2 separate regions of the Homo sapiens genome follow, and region 1 is linked to region 2. The links are chromatin contacts, found by Hi-C or POLR2A ChIA-PET in ENCODE. All regions are on one chromosome and are shown on one strand. Each heading gives the region's core, a stretch centred on a gene start or an enhancer-like site at or near the end of the contact. The rest is flanking DNA. Distances are from core to core; before and after follow the strand shown.

Region 1 (6,489 bases), core at 553-3,052, 2.8 Mb before region 2:
CAACAGCAAGGGTCTCAATGCCACACCGTGACCTGCTGGTGTCGTCAGGGGCGTGAAAGGACTTCCAGGCACCCTCCTAGTTCCCCTGGCACCAGCTAGCCCAATATCTCTCCAAGGCCCCAGACTCTTGTTTCCAGGAGATGGAGAGCTGTGGCCAGCAGGGCAGGAAGGGGAGACAGCATCCCTGAGGACAGCTGCAGTGTGTGGCACAGTGAGCCACCCAGTCCAAGTCCAGCCTCAATAAACACAACGGAGGTGCTGTGTGGCTGGCAGACTATCCCCTCCCCCAGGCTCTCATCCTTGAGGCAACACCCCCCATCCTGGGTTAGCTGAGAGGCGGCTTCGTCCAGGAAGAACACCGGGTGCTGGACCAGCTCAGCTGGCAACATGCTCTGGGAATGTGAGCAAATCACCTGAGGTCTCTGGACCTCGGTCCCCTGGGTATAAAACCACCGGCTTGGACAAGCTGGTCCTGCAGATGCTCAACTTCCAGGAATCCAGCAGAAACCGACATGGAGAGACTTGGGTTGTCAGGGACCTCTGGGCTGGGGTCACTCAATCCCCAGCTACCCTCCTCAGTCACATCTGGCCCATCCTCCAGACACAGCTGATGTCCCTCCCATGCCTTCCTCCTCTGGGAAGCCTCTGTGACTCAACCACCTGTACTTCTTTTTCCCCGTTTCCCCCCTGGAGGAGAGAAGCAGCACCGGTATGTGTTAAGGAAGAACAAACAGACCAGCCAGACGATCAGGGTTCAAACCCCAGCTCTGCCACTTGCTGCTGAGTGGGCAAGTCCCTTCTCCCCTTTTTCCTAAGGGTGTGAGCTCATTGCATCCCTTGCCGAAGCTGCAAACCCATCCACTCTTTCTAGGATGTTCTCACAACCCCACTTTCCCCCCTGCCCTCTGGAAAGGTGGATCAAGTGGAGAAACAGTAAGCTACCTGCGAGGCTCTGCTGAAGCAACAGGCCACTAAGCTTTTATGCCTGGCGATGGAGGCCGATGAAAGAGGCCGGATCTGAACCCGGGGGCCCGCATGGCCCGTGAGCCGGGCAGGGAGGAGGGTGGCCCCGGCCCGTCTTGAACTGTTTGGAGGCATCTCAGGCCTTGCCCACCTCTGGGAGGCAGCCCAGCCTCGGGGTCTGCCCTGCAGATTCCATCGGCTCAAACCATGATTCCTCTCATTAACAGCAAGTTACTGAGCCTCCCTGTCCCTCAGCTGCTCTAGCGTAAGCAGGGGCTGTGGCTCTGAAACGCGCGGATGCGAGGCGTGTAGAAAAACGCCCGGGACGTCACATGCCGAGCAGCAACCGCCAGCCGCGATCGCCAGCATCGCCGTGCACCGGGGCCCAGCACGGGGCTGAGGGCAGGGGCGGCCCGTGCGCACCGGCTCCAGCCCCCCGCGGCTCCCGGAGGAAGTTTGTGGCCCCCGCGCGGCGCTCTCGCCCGCGCCCCACGTTCCCGGAGTCCCCGCCGCTCCACTCGACTCCGCAGCCGCTTCCCGACTGCAGTCTCAACCCGGTCTCGGGGGGCGGCGGCGCGCGCCGGGGGTCTCCGCGCGCCCGCGGGCAGCCCGGGTCCCGGCCGAGGGGGGCAGCGGGCCGGGGCGGCGCGGGGGCGGGCCTGGCGGGCGGCGCAGAGGGCCGCGTGGGGCCGAACCATGCACTCACCTCCGCGCGATCCGGTAGAGCAACACGCCGGCCGCGGCGCACGCCGTGACCCCCAGGCCGCCGGCCAGGCCGGCCGTGGGGCAGCGGGCCAGCAGCGCGCTCACTCCCTCCATGGCTCTCCGCGTGGAAGGACGGCAGGCCGGCAGGGGGGTAGGCGGGTAGGCGGGTAGGCGGGTAGGCGGGCAGGCGGGCAGGCGGGCAGGCGGGCAGGAGGCGGTGACGCCGGGGGCGCGGGCCGCAGGCGGGACGCGGGGCGGCGACGCGCGCCTCCTCGCGCCGTGACCTTCGCCGCTTTGTAGCGGGCGCGGGCCCGCCCCCTGACTCGGCGCGCTCCCGTCGCGCAGCCAATCGGGACGAGGGGTGAGCCCGGGTGGGCGGGGCGGCGGCGGAAGCGACAGAGCCGGCCGGGGAGCGCCCCCGCGCGGCCGGAGGTGGAAGGCGGCGCGGGGAGGGCGGGGCACGGAGCCCTGTAGGAAAGCCCCGCCTTCTGCCTCCCGCGCCAGCCGCCAGGCCCGGAGGTCTGGCTGCAGACAGTCCACCGAGCTTCTGCTAAGGGGAGCATCTCCAGAGTACGCAACTGCTTGTAATTAGTCTTTTTCCCCCTCGCTAATCCTGTCTAGTCAAACCCAGCCTATGCGCCCAGTGCTGTTTAGCAGCTCCTTGAGCCGCTCTAATGGTTGAAAAACTAGCTTTTTAGAAACACGATCATCCACGGATAGGGACATGGTTGAATAAATCATAGGACAGCCATAGTTCGGAACATAATGCAACCATTAGAAAGAATGCCAGATCCAGGCAGGGCGCGGTGGCTCACGCCTGTAATCCCAGCACTTTGAGAGGCCGAGGCGGGCGGATCACGAGGTCAGGAGATCGAGACCATCCTGGCTAACACGGTGAAACCCCCTCTCTACTAAAAATACAAAAAATTAGCCGGGCGTGGTGGCGGGCGCCTGTAGTCCCAGCTACTCGGGAGGCTGAGGCAGGAGAATGGCGTGAACCCGGGAGGCGAAGCTTGCAGTGAGCCGAGATCGCGCCACTGCACTCCAGCCTGGGCGACAAAAGCGAGACTCCTTCTCAAAAAAGAAAGGAAAGGCAAGGAAAGAGAGAGAGAGAGAAAGAAGGAAGGAAGGAAGAAAGGAAAGAAGGAAGGAAAGAAGGAAAGAAAGAAAGGAAGAAAAGAAAAGAAAGCCAGATCTGGAGTTATTGGCATAGATGGATGATACATTGTTTTTAAAAAGCAACATGCAGGCAGGGCGCGGTGGCTCACACCTGTAATTCCAGCACTTTGGGAGGCCGAGGCGGGCGGATCACCTGAGGTCAGAAGTTCAAGACCAGCCTGGGCAACATGGTGAAACCCCATCTCTACTGAAAATACAAAAATTAGCCGGGCGTGGTGGTGCACACCTGTAATCCCAGCTACTCGGGAAGCTGAGGCACAAGAATCGCTTGAACCTGGGAGGCGGAGGTTGCAACGAGTCAAGATTGTGCCGCTGCATTCCAGCCTGGTGACAGGAGACTCCTTCTGAAAAAACAAAAACGACAACAAAAAAGCAACATGCAGGCCGGGCACATGGTGGCTCACGCCTGTAATTCCAGCATTTTGGGAGGCCGAGGCAGGCGGATCACAAGGTCAGGAGCTGGAGACCATCCTGACCAACATGGTGAAACCTGGTCTCCACTAAAAATACAAAAATTAGCTGGGTGTGGTGGTGGGCGCCTGTAGTCCCAGCTACATGGGAGGCTAAGGCAGGAGAATTGCTTGAACCCAGGAGGCGGAGGTTGCAGCGAGCTGAGGTTGCGTCACTGCACTCCAGCCTGGCAACAGAGTGAGACTCCATCTCAAAAAAAAAAAAAAAAAGAAAAAGAAAAAGAAAAAGCAACATGCAGATTGATTTTTAAATAATATCCAAAGCTTAAATAAAGCCTTATGTGCTTGTGGGAAGTGGAGAATAGTTAACACTGAACTGCAAACTGATTACCTGGTGGTGGGAGGAGATTCAAGGGGAAGAGTCACTGTGTTTCATTATTGATTTCAGCTAAATTACTAGTTTTAAAAAAGTAAACAGAAAATATTTGTATCTAATTACACACTATGTTCCAGTGTTCTGATCACTTTTTTTTTTTTGAGGTTAACATTGTAAACTCTTTGTGGGTAGTGATGGATTGAGGGCAAATGTTTTTTTGCTCCTGCAGCCAGTTCCTCTGTCCACACCGGAATCATGCACATTCACTGGGGGGAAGGGGGACTGGAAAGTGAAGCAGACAGGAAACCTGGAGGTTCACTTGGGTCTGGACCTCCTCTTTCTTGTGAGTATCCCAGCAAAAGCCTTTCCATGCAGTCTTGATGCTTTCACCAGCCATGAGCAAACAAAATAATCATTTAAGGTGTATCTTCCCTCAAAACAGCAGGCAGGCATTGTGTTTAAGTGCCATTTGCTTCCCAAGGAAGATTCAGTTTGCATGTCCCACCCAAAGGACTCTTTATGTGGCCAATTCTATTACGTGCATTAGTTTAAGCACACCTTTATCAGCAGTATCATCCATGGATCTGTAATTCTTAAGTAAAAGGAATGAAATGGTTTGTCAGATCTTGACTTTGAAGTCAGACCATTCCACAGGCTCAGATGCCCCTCTTGCTCTGTCGTCCAGATTGGAGTAGAGTGGCACAATCCCATGGCTCACTGCAGCCTCAACCTCCTGGCCTCAAGGGATCCTCCCACCTCAGCCTCCCAAGTAGCTGGGACTACAGGTGCATGCTCAGCTAATTTTTTTGTAAAGAGAAGGTCTCCCTATGTTGCCCAGGCTGGCCTTGAACTCCTGGCCTCAAGCAATTCTCCTTCCTCAGCCTCCCAAAGTGCTGGGATTACAGGTGTGAGCTACCGCAAGGTGGCTAATGCCTGTAATCCCAGCACTTTGGGAGGCCAAGGCAGGCAGATAACTTGAGATCAGGAGTTTGAGACCAGCCTGGCCAATATGGTGAAACCCTGTCTCTACTAAAAATACAAAAATTAGCCAGGCGTGGTGGCGGGCACCTGTAATTCCAGATACTTGGGAGGCTGAGGCAGGAGAATCGCTTGAACCCAGGAGGTGGAGGTTGCAGTGAGCCGAGATCATGCCATTGCACTTCAGCCTGGGCCACAGAGCGAGACTCCGTCTCAAAAAAAAATTGTTTTAATTTAAAAAATCTTTATATTAAAAAAAGAGAAAGAAAAAAGCACAACAGGATGACTACAGTCAATAATAATTTAATCGTACTTTTGAGACAGGGTCACTCCTGTCACCCAAGCTGGACTGCAATGGTGCCATCTCAGCTCACGGCAACCTCCGCCTCCTGGGCTCAAGTCCTTCATTCTCCTGCCTCAGCCTCTGGAGTAGCTGAGACCACAAGTGCACACCACCGCACCCAGCTTTTTTTTTTTTTTTTAAATAAAGACAGGGTTTCACCATGTTGCCAGGCTGGTCTCGAACTCCTGAGCGCAAGTGATCCTCCACCTGCCTCACCCTCCCAAAGTGCTGGGATTACAAGCGTGAACCACCCAACCCCAACATTAACTGTGCATTTCAGAATAACAAGAGTGTAACTGGATTGTTTGCAACTCAATGGATACACGCTTGAAGGGATGGATACCCCATTCTTCATGATGTGCTTATTTCACGTTGCACGCCTGTATCAAAACATCTCATGTACCCCATAAATATATATACCTCCTATATACCCACAAAAATTAAGAGAAAAACCACAGGTATTTCCCATTTTTAAAGCTAATGAGCCCTTTACAGAGGAACCATCACTTCTTTCCTACTTTGGGTGCCTAAGCAGCTTGCATTTCCATGCCCTGGGGCAGGAGAAGCAGAAAACTAAAATTATAATTGGTTACTATCAAATTTATTCATTCAAGAAGGAGTGAAAACAAAGCAATTTTACACCTTCATATTAGACACAATCTTGGAAAACAGGTTTTAATATGGATATAGGAGGATGTTGCTAAGTGCCATCATCGAATATGAATATTAAAATAGGAATGTGAATATTAAAATTAGATGTTACTCTGTAATTCCAGTGCTTTGGGAGGCTGAGGAGGTAAGATCGCTTCTGGCCAGTAGTCTGAGACCAGCCTGGACAACATAGCAAAACCTCGTCTGCACAAAAAATGAAAAAACATTAGCTGGGCATGGTGGTACTTTCCTGTGGTCCAAGCTACTTGGGAGGCTGAGATGCGAGGATCCCTTGTGCCCAGGAGTTTGAGGTTACAGTGAGCTATGATCTTGCCACTGTATCCAGCTTCAGTGATCGAGTGATACCTTGTCTCAAAACAACAATAACAACAAAGGAAGGGGCGGCGCGGGCCAGGTATGGTGGCTCCCTCCTGTAATCCCAGTACTTTGGGAGGCCGAGGCGGGTAGATCACCTGAGGTCAAGAGTTTGAGACCAGCCTGGCCAACATGGTGAAACCCCATCTCTACTAAAAATACAAAATTAGCCAGGTGTGGTGGCGCATGCCTGTAGTCCCAGCTACTCAGGAGGCTAAGACAGGAGAATTGCTTGAAACCGGGAGGTGGAGGCTGTAGTGAGCCGAGATTGTGCCACTGCACTCCAGCCTGGGAGAGACAGAGCGAGACTCCATCTCAAAACAAAACAAAACAAAACTTCTGGAATAGCATTACTGTCATGTATTGTAAAGTACAGAAGCTTCACTAAAGTCACTCATTTTGACTTCTACGTAGTTGTTGGAGCAATTACACTAGAGTCAAGAACCCCAGTTAAAAGTAAACTCAATTTAAAATAACTTGGAAATATCCTCCTCTTAACCCTACCAGGG
Region 2 (6,271 bases), core at 473-2,972:
GAAAAAGTCAAAGTAACAGGCTCACTAAATATGGCTGACTGCGAAGCAGAAGCCACAGAGGAGGATATGAGTTCTCTCAAAAAACAATCGGGAAGTTTATATCCAGGAAAGGTTCAAGGACTCTTGAGTGTGGGACGGACAAAGTCTGGTTCTCACTGCACAGAAGACAGTAATCAAAACATCAAAAAACAAGGCCACATGACCCTTTTCCCAGTGAGGTAGTGTCAACTGATGAAGGTTGCCCCCTCCTGAGACACAAGAGTCAAGTGGAGGCAAAAATATACCCCGGTCTTCCTCAGACACAGGAGCAACTAGTGTGGCCCCTTTTCACTCAAGCACTAGGCACAATGGAAGCCCTGCCCTACATCTTATTGGGGCGCCCACTCTCACCCAGACAAGGAACTCCGAGAAGAGAGAACAAGTCAGTGTAGACACACAAATGGCGAAAGGAGCACGGTGAACGTCCAGTTGTCTCCATAAGAAAAGGAGGGCAACTCAAAGGGTATTTAGGAAATGAGCTCGCCCTAACCCAGCAAAGTGTAAGAGTATGCATGATCTGGAAGAAGTGTCTGCTTTCCTATTTAGAAATGACTTCAGAGCTGCACAAGCCCCCACTATCCACTGGGTGAGGAAAGAAGAACATGGGCAGCCTGAGTCCCCTTGTCCTGGCAAAAAGGGTCAACGGAGAGTGTGCAGAGGCCCCAAAAGAATCCAAAGAAGATGAGCAGATCAGACGGACCCCTGTGCCAAGGAAGGATCGGGGTCACGGAAGGTAAAGGGCAAGGGAGTGTGGAGATCCTCACTTGCCATAGAAACGGAGACCCCACCCTCCTGGCTGTGAGGGTGCAAGGGCAAGAGTAGGATGTGAACGACTGCGAGGGGCGGGGATGCTGCGCAGGCCCCCTTCCCTTCCCGGGAAGCGAAGGGGGAGGGGTCACACGAGGCCCTTCGGCCGAGGGACGCTCGGCAGGACGGGGTCCCCCTGGCGGGGAGAAGCTCGGGGACCCCCCGCCCGCTCAGGGAGGTGTCCACGGGGCTGAAGAGGGTGCCGGAGAGAGTACATCTGGCCCTGCCCGCCGGAGAGCAGGGGGCCGGCGAGGGCTGAGCGCCGGCCGCTGCCGCCCGACGGGGACCGGCCCGGAGCAGTGGGGCGCGGGGCCAGGAGGACCCGAGGCGGATAAACTTTCCGCCCCGCGGCCCCCACCGTGGACCCAGCGCCGGGGGTGCGGGGGCCGCGCAGCGGGCTCGGGAGCGGCGGGGATGCCCGGTCCGGGTGGGGGAGGCGCCGGCCCTCCGCCGGCTCCTCCTCCTCGCTGGGCCCGGTCCCCGCCCCGCGAGCCCCCCGCCCCCTCCGGCCCCAGCCCGCCCCCGGGGGTGGGGTGTGGGGCGCCGCGCTCCGCCGGCCCCGCGAGTCACCTCAGGACTCGGCCGCGCTCCGCCCCCCCACCCCGCCGGCCCCCTCCCCGGCCGGGTCGCCCGCCCGCCCGCCCGCCGCGCCCCCGCGCTCCCGCCCGGCGCCGCCGATGCCCGGGATGTCCGGCGGGGCCGGGTCCCGCCGCCCGCCGCGCCGCCCCCCAGCCCCTCGCGCTCCGGCTCTTACCTTCCGGCTTGTTTTCGGCAGCCATTTCCCCTCCGCGCGCCACATCCTCCTCCTCCTCGCGACCGGGACCCCGAGCGCGCGCCTCGTACCGCCGCCGCCGCCGGCCCAGCCACCCCGCCGCCGCCGCGCACCCGCCCTGGCCCCGCCCCGCGGCCCACGCACAGCTCCCGTTGGGCCGTGCGGCTGCCACTCATCGCTCCCGCCGCCAATCGCCCCGCACCAGGGGTCTCACTACTCTCCGGGAGGAGCGTCCTATCCATCCGGCCCATTGGCTGGTCACCACCCAACGGACTGAAAGGATTGGTCAAGAATCAACGCCCCCTCCCCACCCACTCCCAGGAAAGCCCGCCTTCCGGACCTAAACAAAGCTTCCTAGTGGCCAGAACCCGAAAGAACTGTCCAATCAGGACGGGCCCGACACGGAATATTTCCTCGAGGCCGAGACGTGGCGTTTTGATTGGGCGTCACTACAGTGTTTCCCAGGCCGTCCAGACCAATCAAAGGGGGTTCCCGGAACTCGGGAGCGGCGAAGGGAAGCCCCGCCCCCGAGCGTGACCGTCATGAGGAAGGCGCTCCCTCATTGGCACGCTGGGGCTTTTCCCGCGTGCTCCCGGGGCTGAAGGACGTTCCCGGGGAAGCCGCTGCTGGCGCGTGGGGTCCCGGTGGCTGTGGGGGACGCGCCGGGATCTCCGGGATCCCGCAGCCCGCCGCCGCTGCCGGTGGGGAGCCGGACGCGGGGGGCCTCGGGGCTGAGGTCCGCAGGGGTGCCGCGCCCTGGAGTCCGACTGCCTAGGAGTCCGGGCGTCGCTGCCGGCCGTGGGGGAGGGGCGAGCCTCCCGCCAGGCCCCGCCCCCTCGGCGCCGCGTCCCCACGGCCCCGGCGCCGCCCGCCTGCGCCCGCCTCCTGTGCCCGCCCCCGGTGAGCTCCGTTGTCCCCTTTTCTGGCGGCTTAAAATACCGAAACTTTATTTTGGTCACGTTGCCCATGTGACCCGCGGAGCGGATGACTCATGGTTGCCTGTCCCAGGATGAGGCCGCCGGCCGAAAGCAGAGAAGCGCCAGCCCCGGCCGCCCGGGTGGAGCGCTGGGCAGCCGAGTTTCCCACCCTCCTCAATCCGGAGAGTCCGCGCGGGGCTTTTCCTAATAAATAGCCAGGCACCCGCTGCCCTCGCGCTGCGTACGGGAGCACGTGCCCCCCGGGAGGTGGGCGCCCGCCAGGTGCCCCGGGAACGAGCCTAGGAACCGGGTCCGCCGAGTGCGGCTCTCGGGGCGGCTAGGCGTGCGGGTGGCTGGGCAGCGCTCCCAGGGACCGGCCTCTCTCCGGAGAAAGTAAGGAATTCTGCTCCTGGGCAGGTAATACCGGAAACAAAAGGAGAGGCTGCAATCGCAAATTGTTTAAAAAGAAGAAAAAGGAAAGAAAAGTTGAATGTAAGAGCTCCAGCCCCTCAATGTGATCTTGTACGGTTTGCAGTAAGAACATTTCATTCTTCCGCATTTTATTTTTCCTTTTGCTACTGTTGGTGACAACTAGCAAAATAAGTGAAAAATCCTCGTTCAAGTGTTCTGGCATTAAGATTGACTGTCACACTGAATTCTGTGCCAATCCTAACAACATGTGTTCTTTTTCTGGTCTTCACAAGTAAGAATGTCTTAGGTTTTCCAGAAATAAAGATGTCCCAAAAGAATGTTTTGTGTTACACACTCATTCTTCAAGAAACTTTAATTTTATGAGCCTCAAAAATTGCAAAATTTTAACAACGGCGGGACAATATTTTATCGATTAGCATTCTTAATAGCACCTATGTTGACGATTTGTGTGGAGAAACGGATTCTTAAAAGAAGTGCTGGTGGCATTGTAAATTAGTATATTCCTTTCGAAAAGCAATTTTACAGTATGTATTAAAAGCCATAAAAATGTCTGCATCTTTTGACCCAGTGATCTTACTTCTGGGAATCTGTTCTAAGGAAATAACACTAAATGCCAGAAAAGCTGTATGTGTGAAGGTATTCTTCACAGGATCACTGTACTTAACTACAACAAAAAATTGGGAGCATCCTACATGTGCTAATATTGGGTATTTAGTAAATTGTGTTACATCTACACAGTGGAACATTATGGTAGTTGTAGACATCAGAAACAGAAAATCACCCATTGCTAGATAGAGGGGGCAATACCCAAAATTATGGTGTTCATTTATGAGGTGAGATGATAGGCTAAAAAAACTGCATTTTAAAAAAGACCGATACAGGCCGGGTGCAGTGGTTCACGCCTGTCAATCCTAGCACTTTGGGAGGCCAAGGTGGGCAGATCACTTGAAGCCAGGAGTTCGAGACCAGCCTGGCCAGCATGACAAAACCCCGTCTCCACTAAAAATATAAAAATTAGGTGGGCAAGGTGGCAGGCGCCTGAGGTCTCAGCTACTTGGAAGGCTGAGGCAAGAGAATTGCTTGAACCCAGCGGGCAGAGGTTGCAGTGAGCCAATATCGCACCACTGCACTCCAGCTTGGGTGACAAGAGCAAGACTCCACCTCAAAAAAAAAAAAAATAGACTGATAACATACACCAAATAAATGACGTATGGGGGATTATAAGTGAGTTTTTTTTAATTGCCTATTTTCTATAATATAGCTGTTTTTGTTGTTGTTTTTTGGTTTTTTTTTTGTTTTGTTTTTTTGAGATGGAGTTTCACTCTTGTTGTCCAGGCTGGAGTTCAATGGCGCAATCTCGGCTCACCGCAACCTCTGCCTCCCGGGTTCAAGCGATTCTCCTGCCTCAACCTCCAGAGTAGCTGGGATTACAGGCATGCGCCACCATGCTCAGCTAATTTTGTATTTTTAATAGAGACAGGGTTTCTCCATGTTGGTCAGGGTGGTCTCAAACTCCCAACCTCCAGTGATGCGCCTGCCTCAGCCTCCCAAAGTGCTGGGATTACAGGCATGAGCCACCACGCCTGGCCTCTATGTTACTTTTATCATTAAAACACTCATTTAAATTGAAAGAAAGGTGAATAAAGTTGAGTGTCTTCCTTCAAGAGACTCCCAACTTGGCCAGGTTCACAAACATAAGCAGCAGCAGGACAGGTGCGATGGGAACACCGGAGAAGGTCACAAACATCACCTGGGCCTCAACACCATCACCATTGAAATTACCTTAGCCTCAGGCCACAACAGTGGTTCTCAAAACAGTGGTTCTCTAGGGACCTTGGTCGAGCAGAGGGAGCCCCAAGACTCAAGGGACCCAAAAGTCAAAACTTTTTTAGACAGGGTCCTGCTCTGTCGCCCAGGCTGGAGTGCAGTAGTGCCATCAAAGCTCACTGTAGCCTCGAACTCCTGGGCTGCAGTAATCCTCCCACCTCAGCCTCCCCGGTAGCTAGAACCACAAGCATGCACCACCATGCCCAGCTAATTTTTAAGTTTTGTAGAGACAGGGTCTCACCTTGTTGCCCAGGCTGGTCTCAAACTCCTGAGCTCGAGTGATCCTCCCACCTCAGCCTCTTGAAGTGCACGGATTACAGGCATAAGCCACCACACCTGACTTCAGAACTATTTTTATAGCAATGATATGTCAATTTCTCCCAACACTGCACTCTGTGTGCAGTGTTTTCCAGAGGCTGCAAGATACGTGATCTCACAACAGGCTGAATGCAGAAGATTCAGAAGCAGAGAAGAATCCAGCAGTCTTCTACTGTCAGATATTAAAGTGATTTGCAAAACTAAAACAATCTCACACTTACCACTAATTTTATTTTAGAAAATGTAGGTATTTCTCATAAAAATAGGATTTATGTTGACATGTAATGGGTTTATTCTCTTTTTTGTTGTTCTTTTGAGATAGGGTCTCACTCTGTTGCCCAGGCTGGAGTGCCGTGCAATCAAGGCTCACTGCAGCTTTAACCTCCTGGGCTCAAGCAATTAGCCTCTTGAGTAGCTAGGAATACAGGTGGGCGCCACCATGCCCACCTGTATTTTTTGTAGAGATGAGGTTTTGCCACGTTGTCCGTGATGGTCTCCAACGGAGTCTTACTCTGTTGCCCAGGCTGGAGTGCAGTGGCACGATCTCGGCTCACTGAAACCTCTGCCTCCCGGGTTCAAGCGATTCTCCTGCCTCACCTCTTGAGTATCTGGGATTACAGGCACCCGCCACCATACCTGGCTAATTTTTGTATTTTTAGTAGAGACGGGGTTTCACCATGTTGGTCAGGCTGGTCTCAAACTCCTGACCTCGTTATCCGCTGGCGTCAGCCTCCCAAAGTGCTGGGATTACAGGCGTGAGCCACCGCGCCCAGCTTGAATCCTTAAATTTTAAGTGTGGAAAAAGATCTTGAGACTCAAGAGTTTGGGAACCACTGGGCTAGAGAATGAGATCTTTTTGGGGCTGGCTGGTTGGTGTTTCTGTTTGCTTGGGAGGGTAACCAAGAGATGGGCATTTCAAGTAAAGGAAGCAGCTTGCATTACTAAATGAGCCCATTTAGAAAAGAGAGTTGGAAGATAACGCTCGATGTACCAATCTCGGAATCCTTGCCCATTTTGGCCCTAATGTCCTTCAAGGAAAGAATTTTACTGTCCAGAAACAGAACATATAAGGGAAATAGTGGGAATATTAAATTGTTACTTTTTGACCCCAAAGAGGTGCAAAAGAGGCTTCTTCCTGGTCAGCTTTCCAAAGTAAAGT

Evidence for each region. A loop is a pair of places that touch in the nucleus more often than their neighbours do. ChIA-PET counts read pairs that join two places held with the same protein, here RNA polymerase II (POLR2A). Pooled maps may share reads with other maps.
Region 1: a loop to region 2 is called in a map of CD4-positive, alpha-beta T cell, with 12 times the contacts of the local background. The contact joins the promoter of TMEM201 here to the promoter of CAMTA1 in region 2. A Hi-C loop is called at or near these places in 1 of 168 maps with a recorded cell type or tissue (CD4-positive, alpha-beta T cell) and 4 of 50 pooled maps. POLR2A ChIA-PET finds 5 or more read pairs at or near these places in 1 of 52 experiments (CD8-positive, alpha-beta memory T cell).

Annotation. Positions count from the first base shown.
Region 1 is chr1:9,584,224-9,590,712 of GRCh38, reverse strand. TMEM201 (transmembrane protein 201) reads right to left here and starts at 1,802. Exons shown (of 11, transcript NM_001130924.3): 1 at 1,670-1,802. The coding sequence starts at 1,782. SLC25A33 (solute carrier family 25 member 33) reads right to left here. Exons shown (of 7, transcript NM_032315.3): 7 at 5,540-6,489. RefSeq lists silencers at 1,357-1,426, 1,587-1,786, 1,797-2,206.
Region 2 is chr1:6,780,905-6,787,175 of GRCh38, reverse strand. It overlaps CAMTA1 (calmodulin binding transcription activator 1), which reads right to left and starts at 1,722. Exons shown (of 23, transcript NM_015215.4): 1 at 1,601-1,722. The coding sequence starts at 1,645. CAMTA1-DT (CAMTA1 divergent transcript) reads left to right here and starts at 2,196. Exons shown (of 3, transcript NR_149049.1): 1 at 2,196-2,518; 2 at 2,953-3,027; 3 at 3,131-3,284. RefSeq lists silencers at 970-1,149, 1,160-1,429, 1,640-1,799, 2,140-2,549, 2,680-2,739 and 1 more and enhancers at 2,005-2,679, 2,680-3,356.